Regions from separate parts of the Homo sapiens genome. Here region 1 is linked to region 2. Evidence: chromatin loops called from intact Hi-C (ENCODE). Cell type or tissue: PC-3. All regions are shown on one strand. Each heading gives the region's core, and the rest is flanking DNA. Links, peaks and the distances in the headings are about the cores only.

Region 1 (7,055 bases), core at 1,240-5,239, 91 kb after region 2:
TGGGCACGGTGGCTCATGCCTGTAATCCCAGCACATTGGGAGGCCAAGACGAGTAGATCACCTGAGGTCAGGAGTTCAAGACCAGGCTGGCCAACATAGCAAAACCCCATCTCTACTAAAAGTAAAAAATTATCTGGGCACAGCAGCACATTCCTGTACTCCCAACTGCTTGGGAGGCTGAGGCAGGAGAATTGCTTGAACCCAGGAGGCGGAGGTTGCAGTGAGCTGAGATTGCATCACTGCACTCCAGCCTGGGCGATAAAGTGAGACTTTGTCTCAAAAAAATAATAATAAATAAAAAATAAGGTCAAAAACAACAGATGCCAACGAGGCTGCAGAGAAAAGGGAAAACTTATATGCTGTTGGTGGGAATGTAAATTAGTTCAGCCACTGTGGAAAGATTGCTCAAAGAACTTCAAACAGAACTACAATTTGACCCAGCAAAACTATTACCAGGTATATAGCCAAAAGAAAATAAATCGCTCTACCAAAAAGACACATGTACTTTTATGTTCATTGCAGCACTGTTCACAATAGCAAAGACCATGGAATCAACTTAGGTGCCCATCAACAGTGGATTGGATAAAGAAAATGTGGTACATATACACCATGGAATACTACACAGCCATAAAAAAGAATACAGTCATGTCCTTTGCAGCAACATGGATGAAGCTGGAGGCCATTATCCTAAGCAAATTAACATAGGAACAGAAAACCAAAGACCAATTTTCTTATAAGTTGGAACTAAACATTGGGTACTCATGAACATAAAGATAGCAACAATAGATCCTGGGGACTACTAGAAGAGGTAGGGAGGGAAGAAGACAACAGTTGAAAAACTATTGATTACTATGCCCACTACCTGAGTGATGGGATCAGTCATACCCCAAAGCTCAGCATCATGCAATATAGCCATGTAACCAACCTGCACATGTATACCCTTAATCTAAAATAAAAGTTGGAATTATTTAAAAGACAAAAGTAATAAATAAATACAGGTTCATTAGATATTGCCACTTTAATGTATTACTAACTCTTCATACTCAGTAAGTTCAAACTGAACTCATGATATTTTCGTCCAAATCTACTACTACTCCTGTTTTCTCGCTCAAGGAATGACATCCACCAGTCATCTACTTACCTAATCTGAACTACGGAAGTCAATCTTGACTCACCTTCTCCCTCAGCCTTCACATCCAATCATTGACCAAGTCCAATTAACTTTAGTTCCATACATCACCAATGGGTTCACAGCTCTTCATCTTTACTGATATCACCTGGACTGCTGCAGCACTCTCCTGATGTATCACTCTGCCCCGTGTGTTCTCTCCCTTTAATTTAGTGTTTTTCAGACTTCTAGGTGCAACTTATCAGTGGTTCATGGAAATTAGTTTGGTGGGTTGTGACCAGAATTCTTTTTAAAATGAAATGAAATAGCATAGAAAACATTAGAGTGTATAATAGTAGGTACTGTTTGATGTGCCTATTGAGTTATAAAACATATTTCTCATTGCTGGTTTCCATCAATGAAGTTTCAAAAATGTTAGTCCATTTTTTTTGTACTGTAGCCAAAATGGTCTTTCCAGTCAGATCACATTATTCATTCCTTGTTTAAAACCCTTCAGTGACTTCTCAGTGTCTTCCTGGTAGAGTTGAAACTCCTTAACATGCCAATGTTAGGCCCTTAATGACCTCGGCCCAGCTTACCTCAAGCCTCATTTATCTTCATTCTTCTCCCTACATGTAAGCTCTAGCCAAACGAAATCACTCATAGTTCCATAAATATACTCTTAATCTTGCTTGCTCTTAAGTATCGCTATATGCCATTTATTCTTTCTGGAGTGCCTCCTTATCCCCATCTATGACTCCATATCATACTTCACGTATGTTTAGCTAACACCTTCTCCAAGAAACCTTCCTTGACTCCCAAAAGCAGGGACAGGACTATTCCTGCATGTGCCCATAGTAACCTGCATTTATCCATATCAGAGCACTTACCACATCCTATTAAAGTTGCCTGTTACTTATTTTCTTATCTTCATACCAGACTGTAAGTTTTTTGAGGACAGGGACTGTATTTTGTTCATCATTGTATCCCAAAGCCTAGTACAGTGCTTCACATGTAACATGTGCTCAATATATAGGGGAAGAAAAAGCATGTTGGACTGATTCACTGTTTTAAGGATACATAAAAATACTGCTTCACCTGGCATGGTGGTGAGCACCTGTAGTCCCAGTTACTTAGGAGGCTGAGGCAGGAGGATAGTGTGGGCCCAGAATTTTGAGGCTTGTCGTGCACTATGATCGCACCTGTGAATAGCCACTGCACTCCAGCCTGGGCAACATAGCAAGAACTCATCTCTTAAAAAAATAAACTACTGCTCAAAACAATTTGCCTGCCATGTCTATCTTGTTTTTAGTAATGGGGTGGTTCTTCTATTACATATAATGTGGTATTATATAATAATGTGGTATGCATGTTTGAAAATGTATAAAGATCTCCATTTTGCTTAAATATGATAGACTATATAAAATGAATGTAAAGTGATATCGTTATAAAGAGTATGGTATATTAAACTTACTAAAAAATCATTTGACTTTCAAATAGAAATTGCTGAATGGTTGAACTGAAACACAGATTCCACATTTATCACATTTGCTCAAATGTTTTATACTTGTAGGCAATGTTTTTAAAAGAATCTCTTCCATTTTACACTAGAATGTTCCAGAAGTAAATAATGAAAACAGTGAAATGTCAACTGAAAAATCAGAAAACACCATTATACAGAAATATAATACTGAGCAAGAAATAAGGGAAGAAAATATGGAGAATTTTTGTTCAGATACTGAATACAGAGAAAAAGAAGAAAAAAAAGAAGGCTCATTTATAGAGGAAATAATTATAGATGGTAACCTTAAAATTATATTGATATTTTCTAATTTGTATGTTGATATTTACAGTAAATATTTTTGGGAAAATTACATTCTGCCTCCCCTCTTCATGACTTATTCCTAGTCTTTTTGGATTCTGGTTTCTGCCTTCACTGTTTTGCTGAGAATGTTCTTGGAGTCACCAGTAACCTTCTGATGACCAGACCTAGGGCATTTTTCTTAATTCAGATAACCTTTCTGTAACCATTGGAATAATTTATTAATTCTTCCATCTTGAAAAAGTGTTGTTTAAAGCTGATACTGATTGGAGGTGTTCAAACTCAGGCTGAACAACCACTTGGTGGAGATGTTGTAGAGAGAATGACTGGACTTCTAAAAAGTCCTTCAAAAACCTGAAATTTATATTCTAGGTTAACTATACTAAAAAGTTGAAATCTTTGTTAGAATATAGATGAATAAAATTAATGTCTTGATTAAGTAGATATTCTATATACTTGTCCAAAACTATTCAAGAATTTAAAAATATTCACTGGGTAATGAATAAAAGTGATGATTGTCAGTCCTGAAGAAGCCAGCTAGCAATTTCTAGATACTGCTGGACCTAGGTAGTAATAGAAATTACAGCATAATCTGTTAGGATAAATTAATTTTTATCAGCTATGTATTTATGTGGAATTGTACTAAGTGTCCTAAATGAAGCAAATAGACTAGAAAAATAAACCATTTTTTAATACCTCAACTTACTTTCCGTTTACAAAACCAAAAATACTTTGCTATTATGAAATTAAAGTTTAATATGGGTAAAGCCAAATATTTAGCATGCTAAAGATATATTTGATACAATAAAGGGAACCCAGTATTTAGGTAATATTGATGTCATTAAGTTTGTATAATTATTGACCCATAAAATATTTAAGGTTAAATATGTTTTTATAAAAATAGGTGATAAATATGTCTTATGAAATCAGCCTTTAGTGTATAATATAAAATTTTACTGTGTTCCCATCATGACAGATTTACAGCTTTTTGAAAAAAGCTTCAAGAATGAAATTGATACTGTTGTTTCTCAGGATGAAAATCAAAGTGAAATCTCCTTAAGCAAAACCCTCTCCTTAGATAAAGAAGTAATTAGTCAAGGACAAACCTCGAATGTTACGGACAACAGAAAATCAGTTACTACAGAAATAAAAGACAAGATATGCTTGGAAAAAGACAATGGATGTACAGAATTTAAATCACCAAATAATCATTTTGTAGTGTTAGATACAGCAATAGAAACAGAAAAAATACATCTAGAAAGAACCAGAGGATTAGATGTTCACCATACAGATGTAAATCTGGAGGTTGAAAATAACAAAACATCATTTAACAGTATTTTAAATGAGACAGCACACAATACATATCACAATAATAATAAAGATGTTTCTGAAAATGAGCCATTCAAACAATTCAGATTGCTTCCAGGGACTCGAGAACATGCTCTAGAGAAGGAAATTACAAATAGTGACCAAACCAAAGCAGATTTGGACTCGTCTCTAGATATAAAAAAAAATCCTGTTCCATGTCAGAAATATAGTTTACGGAATTCAAGTAATGTTATGTTAGATGATAAACAATGTAAAATAAAACAAATACAACTGTTAACTAAAAAAAGTGAGTGCAGCATATTACTTTCTAAACAAACTTCAGATTTTCTGCAAGTCTGTAATGATACTTTAGAGAAATCTGAACTAACTGTTCCCTGTGATATAGTAATCGACCACCATGTTTCATATGCTGCTTTTAGTGCTAATTCAAAACTACTTCTGAAGAACTCAGATAAAAATGTCCATAGTATGTCTATGTTGGTGAAACCTAACTCAAGCCCTGGGGGAAAAACTATGTGTAAAAATATGAGTGATATGCAAAACAGTCAATTTAATAACTGTTTGGGATACTTAGAAAACACTAATGTGAACATTTCCCATCTTCATCTTAACAATGAGAATAGTCATGCTTCACAAGCCAAAGATGTGAAAACTGCTGTTCACATGAAAACTTGCACAGAAACAGAGTTTTCCAATAAAAAGAATCAGATTGATGAGAATCAGGTAACTGAAGCCACAAAAAATGACCTCTTCCTTTTTGTGAGCATTAATGAAAGACAGCATACATTGTTAAATAATACAGAGAAAACAGAATCATTAAATGACATTGTTTCAGGAAAAATGTTCAGTGAAGGACAGCTGGAGGAATCACATTCATTTCACATAGAGCCATCTGGAGATTTAGTAAACAGAAGCGGAAGGTCAACCTTTGATCTTTCAACTTCAGATAAAAAAACTGAGAAAACTCCAGTATACATGAATTTTTCAGACCCCGGTCCTTGGTCAAAAGTAAATCACATTGAAAGTCAAACAGCGAGCAGTTCGACCCCTTGCATTTCTTTGTTGCTGAAGGAGAGACCACTAGATCCATCAGAAAACAAAAAGATCATTTCAATGGCTCTTTGTAAAAATATTGGTGTGGATGATGTTGGAAAGGATATTGGACCAGGTAAGAAAACAAAGTAATGTTTTAATTCTCAAAATATTTTTCTACTTATTCTTGATAAATGTGTACAGTCATATTTTGTAAATTTTGTTTTAAAAGTTCGTCTTATTTTAAATTAGGAACAACTTAATATTCTTTTGTTTTTAACTTTTAGAGCAAATACAGTGAAGTAGTTAAGGCTTCTGCCAAGTGTGAATATTTATTGCTCTTCTTTCTATATGCTCTTCATTCATCCTTAAAAACTTCCTTCCCTTAGAACATTTTAGTTTCTCTCCTATGTTGTCTTTCTTTGCCCAATTTTCTCTCCCTTTCCTTAATTTTTCTATTTTTATCTGTCCCTTCACCCACACCAGAAATCCGGCTCTTCCTTCTGTTTTATAAGTAATAATGAGGCATAACATTAATATATTTCCTATGACCAGTATTTGTCAGTTGAAAACACTTTAAATTGAATCCCTTAACATATATTCATGCATTCAGATGTTAAAGAGAATAGAGAGATTGTTCTGTCTTAAAAACTGCCATATGAAATGGCATAATGTCCAAGTTTTATTTTAAAATACTCCAGAAAAAATGGGGGGAGAGGTAAATGGATGAAATACATATGACTTAATATTGATGGGTATCGAAGTACATGGCTGTCTATGTTTTTGTTTTGTTTTTTGCTTTATTTATTTATTATTTTTTTGAGATAGAGTCTTGCTCTGTCACCCAGCCTGGAGTGCAGTGGTGTGATCATAGCTCACTGCAACTTTAACCTCCCAGGCTGAAGGAATCCTCCCACCTCAGCCTCCTGAGCAGCTGGGAGTACAGACATGTCACTGCACCCAGCTAAGTTTTAAAATTTTTTGTAGAGACAGGTCTCACTTTGTTGCCGAGGCTGGTGTTGAACTTCTGGGCTCAAGTGATCCTCCTGCCTCAGCTTCCCAAATTGCTGGGAGCCACCACACCCGGCCTGAAAATTTTTCACAGTATTTAAAAATAAAAACATACTAGATTATCATGAATTGGTGCTGTATAAATATAAATTGAAAATAAAAAGCAGTATTTAAGAAGTATGATCATGAGGAAAATGGTTTTTTAATTGTTTTTATTTTTGGGACAGCATGTTTTCTTTTAATAGCAATCTCATAGTCAAAAGTTGCTAAGGTTGTTAAAGGCATTCTTATATTTTAAGGGAACTTTGTGGGTTTAACATTGTGCACTTAGACACCTTAAAAAGATGCAGATTCCAAGGATAGCTTTTATATGGCCCTCAGATTTAACAGGCTTCTTTTAAAAAGGAAATTGAGAAAAATTTAAAGAGACTATTTGGTGATTAAAAACAAAAACATATCTTGTTTACTACTACCAATGGGAAATAATGTAGGCGAAAATCAAATAACCAAAACACTGTATAACCTCATTTCCCAAACTGCAATTTTTCAAGGTCACAAAATATATTACTTAAGATTCCATTAACTTTTAATTAGGTATTGCTTTAGGTGCTGGTCTAAAAATCTACCATTTTTTTTGAAGTCCTTTCTTGTAATTAAATTTCAGTGATATATAAGATACAAAGGGTGATATCTAAAATTCTGTAGAAATTCAACTTGTAAAATACTCTTAAATATGCCATCAGTATCTTTTAA
Region 2 (7,055 bases), core at 1,844-5,843:
TCATCCAGACAGAAGGTCAACAAAGAAACAATGGACTTAAACTGTACCCTAGAACAAATGGACTTATCGTATATTTACAGAACATTCTACCCAACAACTGCAGAATATGCATTCTGTTAATCAGTACATGGAACATTCTCCAGGAAAGACCATATGATAGGCCACAAAACAAGTCTCAGTAAGTTTAAGAAAATCAAAATTATATTAAGTACTCTCTCAGACCACAGTGGAATAAAATTGGAAATCAACTCCAAAAGGAACCCTCAAAACCATACAAGTACATGGAAATTAAATAGCCGGCTCCTGAATGATCATTGGGTCAACAATGAAATCAAGATGGAAATTTAAAAATTCTTTGAACTGAATGAAGTTAGTGACACAACCTATCAGAACCTCTGGGATACAGCAAAAGTGGTGCTAAGAGGAAATTTCATAGCATTAAATGCCTGTATCAAAAAGTCTGAAAGAGCACATACAGACAATCTAAGGTCACACCTCACAGAACTGGAGAAACAAGAACAATCCAAACCCAGCAGAGGAAAAGAAATAACAAAGATCAGAACAGAACTAAGTGAAATTGAAACAAGAAAAACAATACAAAAGATAAACAAAAAACTGATTCTTTGGAAAGATAAATAAAATTGATTAGTGAGATTAACCAAGAAAAGAGAGACGATCCAAATAAGCTCAACTAGAAATGAAACAGGGGATGCTACAACTGATACCACAGAAATACAAAAGATTATTCAAGGCTGCTATGAACACCTTTATGTGCATAAACTAGAAAACTTAGAGGAGACGGATAAATTCCTGGAAATATACAAACCTGCTAGATTAAACCAGGAAGATATAGAAACTCTGAACAGACCAATAACAAGCAGTGAGGTTGAAGTGGTAATAAAAAAATTATCAACAAAAAATGTCTAGGACCAGACGGATTCACAGCTGAATTCTGTCAGACATTCAAAGTATTGGTACCAATCCTGCTGACACTATTTCAAAAGAGAAAGAGGGAATCCTCCCTTAATCATTCTGTGAAGCCAGTATCATCCTAATACCAAAACCAGGCAAGGACATAATAACAACAACCTACAGACCAATATCCCTGATGAACATAGATGCAGAAATCCTCAACAAAATACTAGCGATCCAAATCCAACAGCAGGCTGTGCATGGTGGCTCACACCTGTAATCCCAGCACCTTGAGAGGCTAAGGTGGTGGATCACCTGAGGTCAGGAGATCAAGACAAGCCTGGACAACATGGCAACACCCCATCTCTACTGAAAATACAACAATTAGCCAGGCTTGGTGGCAGGCGCCTGCAGCCCCAGCTACTCAGGAGGCTGAGACAGGAATTGCTTGAACCTGGGAGGTGGAGGTTGCAGTGAGCCAAGATCACATTACTGCACTCTAGCCTGGGCAACAGAGTAAGATTCCATCTCAAAAACAAACAAAAAAAACAAATCCAACAGCATATCAAAAAGATAATCCACCATGATCAAGTAGGTTTCATACAAGGAATGCAGAGATGGTTTAACAGACGTAAGTCAATAAATGTCATATATCATGTAAACAGAATTTAAAAGAAAAATCACGTGATCATCTCAGTAGACACAGAAAAAGTATTTGGCAAAATCCAGCATCCCTTTATGATTAAAACCCTCAGCAAAATCATCATAGAAGGGACATACCTTAAGGTAATAAAAGCCATCTATGACAAACCCACAGCCAACATTATACGGGGAGAAGTTGAAAACATTCCCTCTGAGAACTGGAACAAGACAAGGATGCCCACTTTCACCACTTCTATTCAACATAGTACTAGAAGTCCTAGCCAGAGCAATCAGACAAAAGAAAGAAAGGGCATACAAATTGGTAAAGAGAAAGTCAAACTGTCGCTGTTTGTGGATAGTATGATCATATATCTAGAAAACCCTAAAGACTCATCCAAAAAGCTCCTAGAACTGGCAAATCAATTCAACAAGGTTTCAGGATACAAAATTAATGTACACAAATCAGTAGCTCTGCTTTACACCAATAGCAATCAAGCTGAGAATCAAATTAAAAACTCAACCCCTTTTACAATAGCTGCAAAACAAACAACAACCAAAAAAACATAGGAATATACCTAACCAAGGAGATGGAAGACCTCTACAAGGAAAACTACAAAACACCACTGAAAGAAATCACAGATGACATAAACAAATGGAAACACATCCCATGCTCATGGATAACTAGAATCAATATTGTGAAAATGACCATATTGCCAAAAGCATCCACAAATTCAATGCAATTTCCATAAAAATACCAGCATTATTCTTCACAGAACTAGAAAAACTAATTTTAAAACTCATATGGAACCAAAAAAGAGCCTGCATAGCCAAAGCAAGACTAAGCAAAAAGAACAAATCTGGAGACATCACATTACCTGACTTCAAACTATTCTACAAGGCCATAGTCACCAAAACAGCATGATACTGGTATAAAAATAGGCACATAGATCAATGGAACAGAATAGAGAACCCAGAAATAAACCCAAATACTTACAGCCAACTGATCTCTGACAAAGCAAATGAAAACATAAAGTGAAGAAAGGACATCCTTTTCAACAAGTGGTGCTGGGATAATTGGCAAGCCACATGTAAAAGAATGAAGCTAGAACCTCATCTCTCACCTTAACAAAAATCAAATCAAGATGGATCAAAGGCTTAAATCTAAGACCTGAAGCCATACAAATTCTAGAATAACCATAAAAATTCTGGAAAAACCCTTCTAGACATTGGCTTAGGCAATGACTTCATGACAAGAACCCAAAGTTATTTTTAAGCCACAAAATTTAAGTTCCTGAGGGAGATGTTCCATTATTGAGCACGTAAGTTATATAGAGGTGGGGGTGATTTCAGAAATGTTTGGAACCTGTTGTCTGAAGCAGCCAGTGAAACCCAGAAAAATTCTTAATTGTCTCTTAGTAACCAGCCTTGGAAAGTATTGAATCGTTTATAATTCATCAGGAGTGATACATTTACCCCCTTGAGATTAATCATACCGTAAATAATGTGCTTTGTTCTGACAAACTTCTAAACTTTTTTTGGAATTTTCACGACCTTGCTAAAAGAGTAAGTTGATAAATGGAATCAGTCTTACAACTCTCCACATCTTTAGAACGTCGAAAAAACTTGTCCCCATATTATGCAAGTGTAGTGTTACAAGGAAATTTAATATCCTTGAGGTTCCTCAGTAAATCCCTGACGCATCACTATCCAGGTAAATTTTTGACTTTCCCAGGAAAAAACAAATAGGTGTTGACTATCTTGATCTAAAGGGACAGTATAGAAAGCACAACACGTATCTATAGTGGTTAAAAAAAAAAAAAAAGTAACTTCGAGTAGCACTGAAGATAACATAGTACTTGGGCTCAGTAATACAAAGAAGTGGGTAAAATGTTTATTTTATTTATGGTCTTAAGGTCTTGAACAAATCTTTATCCTCATTCACTGGGTTTTTTGACTGGGAAACAACAGTGTTTAAAGACTGACTCATTTTTACTGTGACTATTTTTATACCAGTCATACTTCATAAGGTATGACTCATCTTTTCTCTATTAGGCCTTTGGACTATTGGCTTTAGTTCTTCTTTAGCATCTGGTTTTAGAGGTATTTTGTAAACTTAGGTAGAGGTTTAGATGGGTGGATCTGAACCTTACTGCCAATATCAGTAAAACTTTTTTCCCACAAAGTGCTACTTCATGGAGATCTTCAATTTGGTTTGATCATACATAAAGTTACCAGTAAGTCAACATCTAAATTAGCTACGATCTGATTATGAACAGGAAAGTCATCAGGGATCTGAGGGAAAAGAAAAGGAAAATAAAAAACAGGAGAGAACTTAATTTTGCAATTCTGTTTACATAATAGATCCCTATCTTTTAATTTGATGGGCATGATGTTGTAAAGGAAAATAATATTTCTCATTTGGGGAACCGAGGTTGGCAGTTAACAGGCTGAAACAGGGAGAATATCTGTGGATTATTTGAGATACCCCTATCTGTGTAGCTCATTGGCTTCAAGAGAGAGGTTACTTTTAATATTTAGAGAAATTTCTCTTTGCAAGTTTGAGAATAAAATGAGAAGTTGAATACACGATTTCTCCCCATAGCAGTGTCATTGATTTGCCCACTGATTATTTTCCTTTATTTTCTTAGCTAGACCATGACAATTATTTTTCTAATGTACTTTCTGCGTATAAGTACTTATACGTGTCTTTACCAAGAGGCACTCTCCTCTAGTGCTTGATGACCGCAGTGGGAACATTTAGTTATTTTATTTGTGAAGCCATTAGTTTATTTTATTTGTGTTCTAAGCCTTTTTTTTGAAGATGTAGATTTGGAGATCTAGTAGTAGAGCTATTTCCCATTACAAATTTGTTACATATTAAATTCCCTGGTTCTGTATTTAAGGCTATTCACAAAAATTGAGGAAAGAGCTGGAAGTCAACAGCTTCAGAATCTACTCCTCAAGGAACCTATCCCTGAAGTCTCCAGTGGACTCATTCTTTCCTTCCTTCCTTGCAGGTGTGGTTAGAGTCACCTTTATTTTCACAGGAAGAACTTTGGGGATAGCCCCTGAAAGATTTAGTCAAACATCTACAGTTTTTCTAAATCTGCCTGGTTTCCTAAATGGTTTGAGACTTCCTAAGTCATTCTTGTGATGTTCTCACTTTGCCTTTTTCATTCTTTTTTTTTTTTTTCAGCTGATATAGATCTGGGTACAGACAGTATTATTTTTTAAAATTAGCTATGGGAATTAAAATATTTTTGATTACTAACTGCAGAAAAACAAAGTTGTATGAGAATAAAAATGTAATCATGGCATACCATGTGGCTCAATATTGCATAATAATTACATAGTCATAACAGTGTAAATGCTGACTATCAATTTAAGCCAATTTTGATATAACTCTGTTGGAAGAATAGAGGAGGAGCTGTGGGATAATAGCTGTATGAGAAAGTTAAACTTCCAACTATCATAATAGTGTCACAGGATCGTTTGGGTGTCACTTCACAAGCCAGAAAGCTCTGTGGCTGGCAGTGCCTCTGCTTGAGTTTTGCTCGCACCCGCTGGACTTGTTCCATTCACTTGACCTGGCGGGCTGCACTCGGCTTGCGATACTGGCCCAGATCCCATGCCTGCCAAGAGCAAGCCAGGCACACAGTGACGAGGGGTGTGTGAGCGAGTGAGCGTGGGGTCCGGCTGCTGCACACAGCCAAGCATGCTGGCTGCTGCGGCAGGGCAGCCAGCTCTGTGTGAGGCTGTGACTGGAGCAGACGTACTGCAAGTGGCTTCCACTGCAGGCACCAGTGTCTGGATGAGGGGAATGTGGTGGTGCCCAGAAGCTTGGAGATGCTAGGAACCACAGAGCCCAAAAGAGGGTGTTACCACTACTCACAGCTCTCACTTGGGGAGCCCTGAGGTCTGGGCTTGCAGAAGGGCTCCAGCTCTTCTCTTCCTCTAGTCACCTGCAGTGTGGCAAGCAGTGTGGTGTATTTTAGCCTGTTTGTGTTACAGCTATTTCAGTCCTGCTGCCCTGCTTCAGCCCGCGGCTCCTGGGCTGGCCTAGCCCCACTGCTGTTTCCCGTTGAATGGTGCGGCCACCCAGCACTGGCAGAGGCTGGGAGAGCTATAGCGTTACAGCCCCTTTAGCTCCCACCTGCAGCTTGGCAAGCCCACCAGGAAAGTGTTACAGCTTCTTTTGCTCCTGCCATCTGGTGGGTTCTGAGTTCTTGTCCCATGTCCAGGAAGAATGAGGTTACACTGACAACTGGAGGGTTAGCAAGGCAGAGAAGAGCTTCACTGGGTGACCAAACAGCTCTCAGTGGAGAGGAGACCTGAAGTGGGCAGCTCCTTTCTGCAGGCAGGTAGTGCAGATGAGTGTCTGAGTCTGGCTGAGTCCAGGGTTTTTATTGCCTCAGAGTGGAGGAAGTGTGTGTTTATTGGCCCATGGGTGGGCCCAGAAAATACCACTTGATTGGCCAAAGGGATCAAGGAAGTTCTCACTCCTCTGCCACCACTTCATCCAAAACTGACAGCCCTGGTCCCCAGGCTTCAGGCTATCCCTGGCTTGAAGGTGGGTTTTCACTAGGGACATCCCTTCCTGCCAGGAGCACCTCCTGTCACCATCAACATGCTGTCTGTAGTGCCCAGGCTGTCCATCCCAAGGGGCACCTGTGGGCCCGCGCTGAGCCACCCTCAGCCCTCTGGCCTCCCTCCTGTGCTCATTGGTGCCCTAAGTTTCACCTTCAGAAGCAGCTTCCAGAGGGGGCCAAGGCAGCCAGGGTCTGGCATGTCAGCGCTGCCCCGAGTGTGCGCATACTTGTCCTGGTTGCGACATTGCCCAGGCTTGGCTATCAGGACATGTCCACAACTTTGCTCCACAGTGGAGCAGACATGGAGAGCAGGGAGAGGTCAGGGAGTGGAAACAGGTACTTTAAGCTTCAGCTTCAAGGGGGCTTCCCCTACCTGCCCGCCACCACACAGAGAATGCAGAGTGCAGGGATACCTGGGTTTAGAGCTGTGGCTGGGCAGCTGTAGCTGCACCTGGGAGCACGGGCTCCTGCCCCGCCAACTTAGTAGGGCACAGGGCTCCTGCTGGGATCACCTGTTCCCAGCCCCCACTGACTTTGCAGAGCCGTAGCCTTGGCCGCAACCTCCCTTGCTGCAGCTGGCATCCTCACAGTGGTGGCACCAGATGGGCCACTGTTCTCATCAATAACAGGTCACAAGATAAACTTTTAAAATTGCTAACTCAATGTATTATTTAGAAATCTGGAGCAAACAACAGAAAAATTTGAAAGTGGTTGCCACTTTTAGACTTAATTTTTAAATGATGAGAATTATTAACTTTGATAAAAATAGAAGAAGAATGTTAAAGTCATCTAGAATAGAAAGAACAGAACGTGCAACTTCCACCAAAAAGGTGGGAGAAGGAGAAAAAAAGAAATGGAATCATATGTAGATTTTTTTCCAGAAATTCTCTTGTGGTAGTTTTGGTTTGTGAA

The links. Peaks named below come from ENCODE experiments on the same cell type or tissue, not always from the same donor. Only the 100,000 strongest peaks of a DNase experiment are listed, where the experiment ranks them.
Region 1: it touches region 2 in a loop (2.8-fold over the local background); 1 of 110 quality-filtered maps calls a loop at or near these places.

Annotation. Positions count from the first base shown.
Region 1 is chr11:32,611,794-32,618,848 of GRCh38, reverse strand. It overlaps CCDC73 (coiled-coil domain containing 73), which reads left to right. Exons shown (of 18, transcript NM_001008391.4): 15 at 2,720-2,909; 16 at 3,907-5,427. Among named protein-coding and RNA genes, the nearest start is that of EIF3M, 31 kb to the right of the region's middle. In PC-3, for the core only: a CTCF peak has its summit at 3,228; no DNase peak of the experiment used is centred there.
Region 2 is chr11:32,703,705-32,710,759 of GRCh38, reverse strand. The region is part of intron 3 of CCDC73 (coiled-coil domain containing 73); the gene reads left to right. Among named protein-coding and RNA genes, the nearest start is that of CCDC73, 87 kb to the left of the region's middle. In PC-3, for the core only: no CTCF peak of the experiment used is centred there; DNase peaks (open chromatin) are centred at 3,259 and 3,539; H3K4me3 peaks cover 1,444 bases; H3K27ac peaks cover 2,975 bases.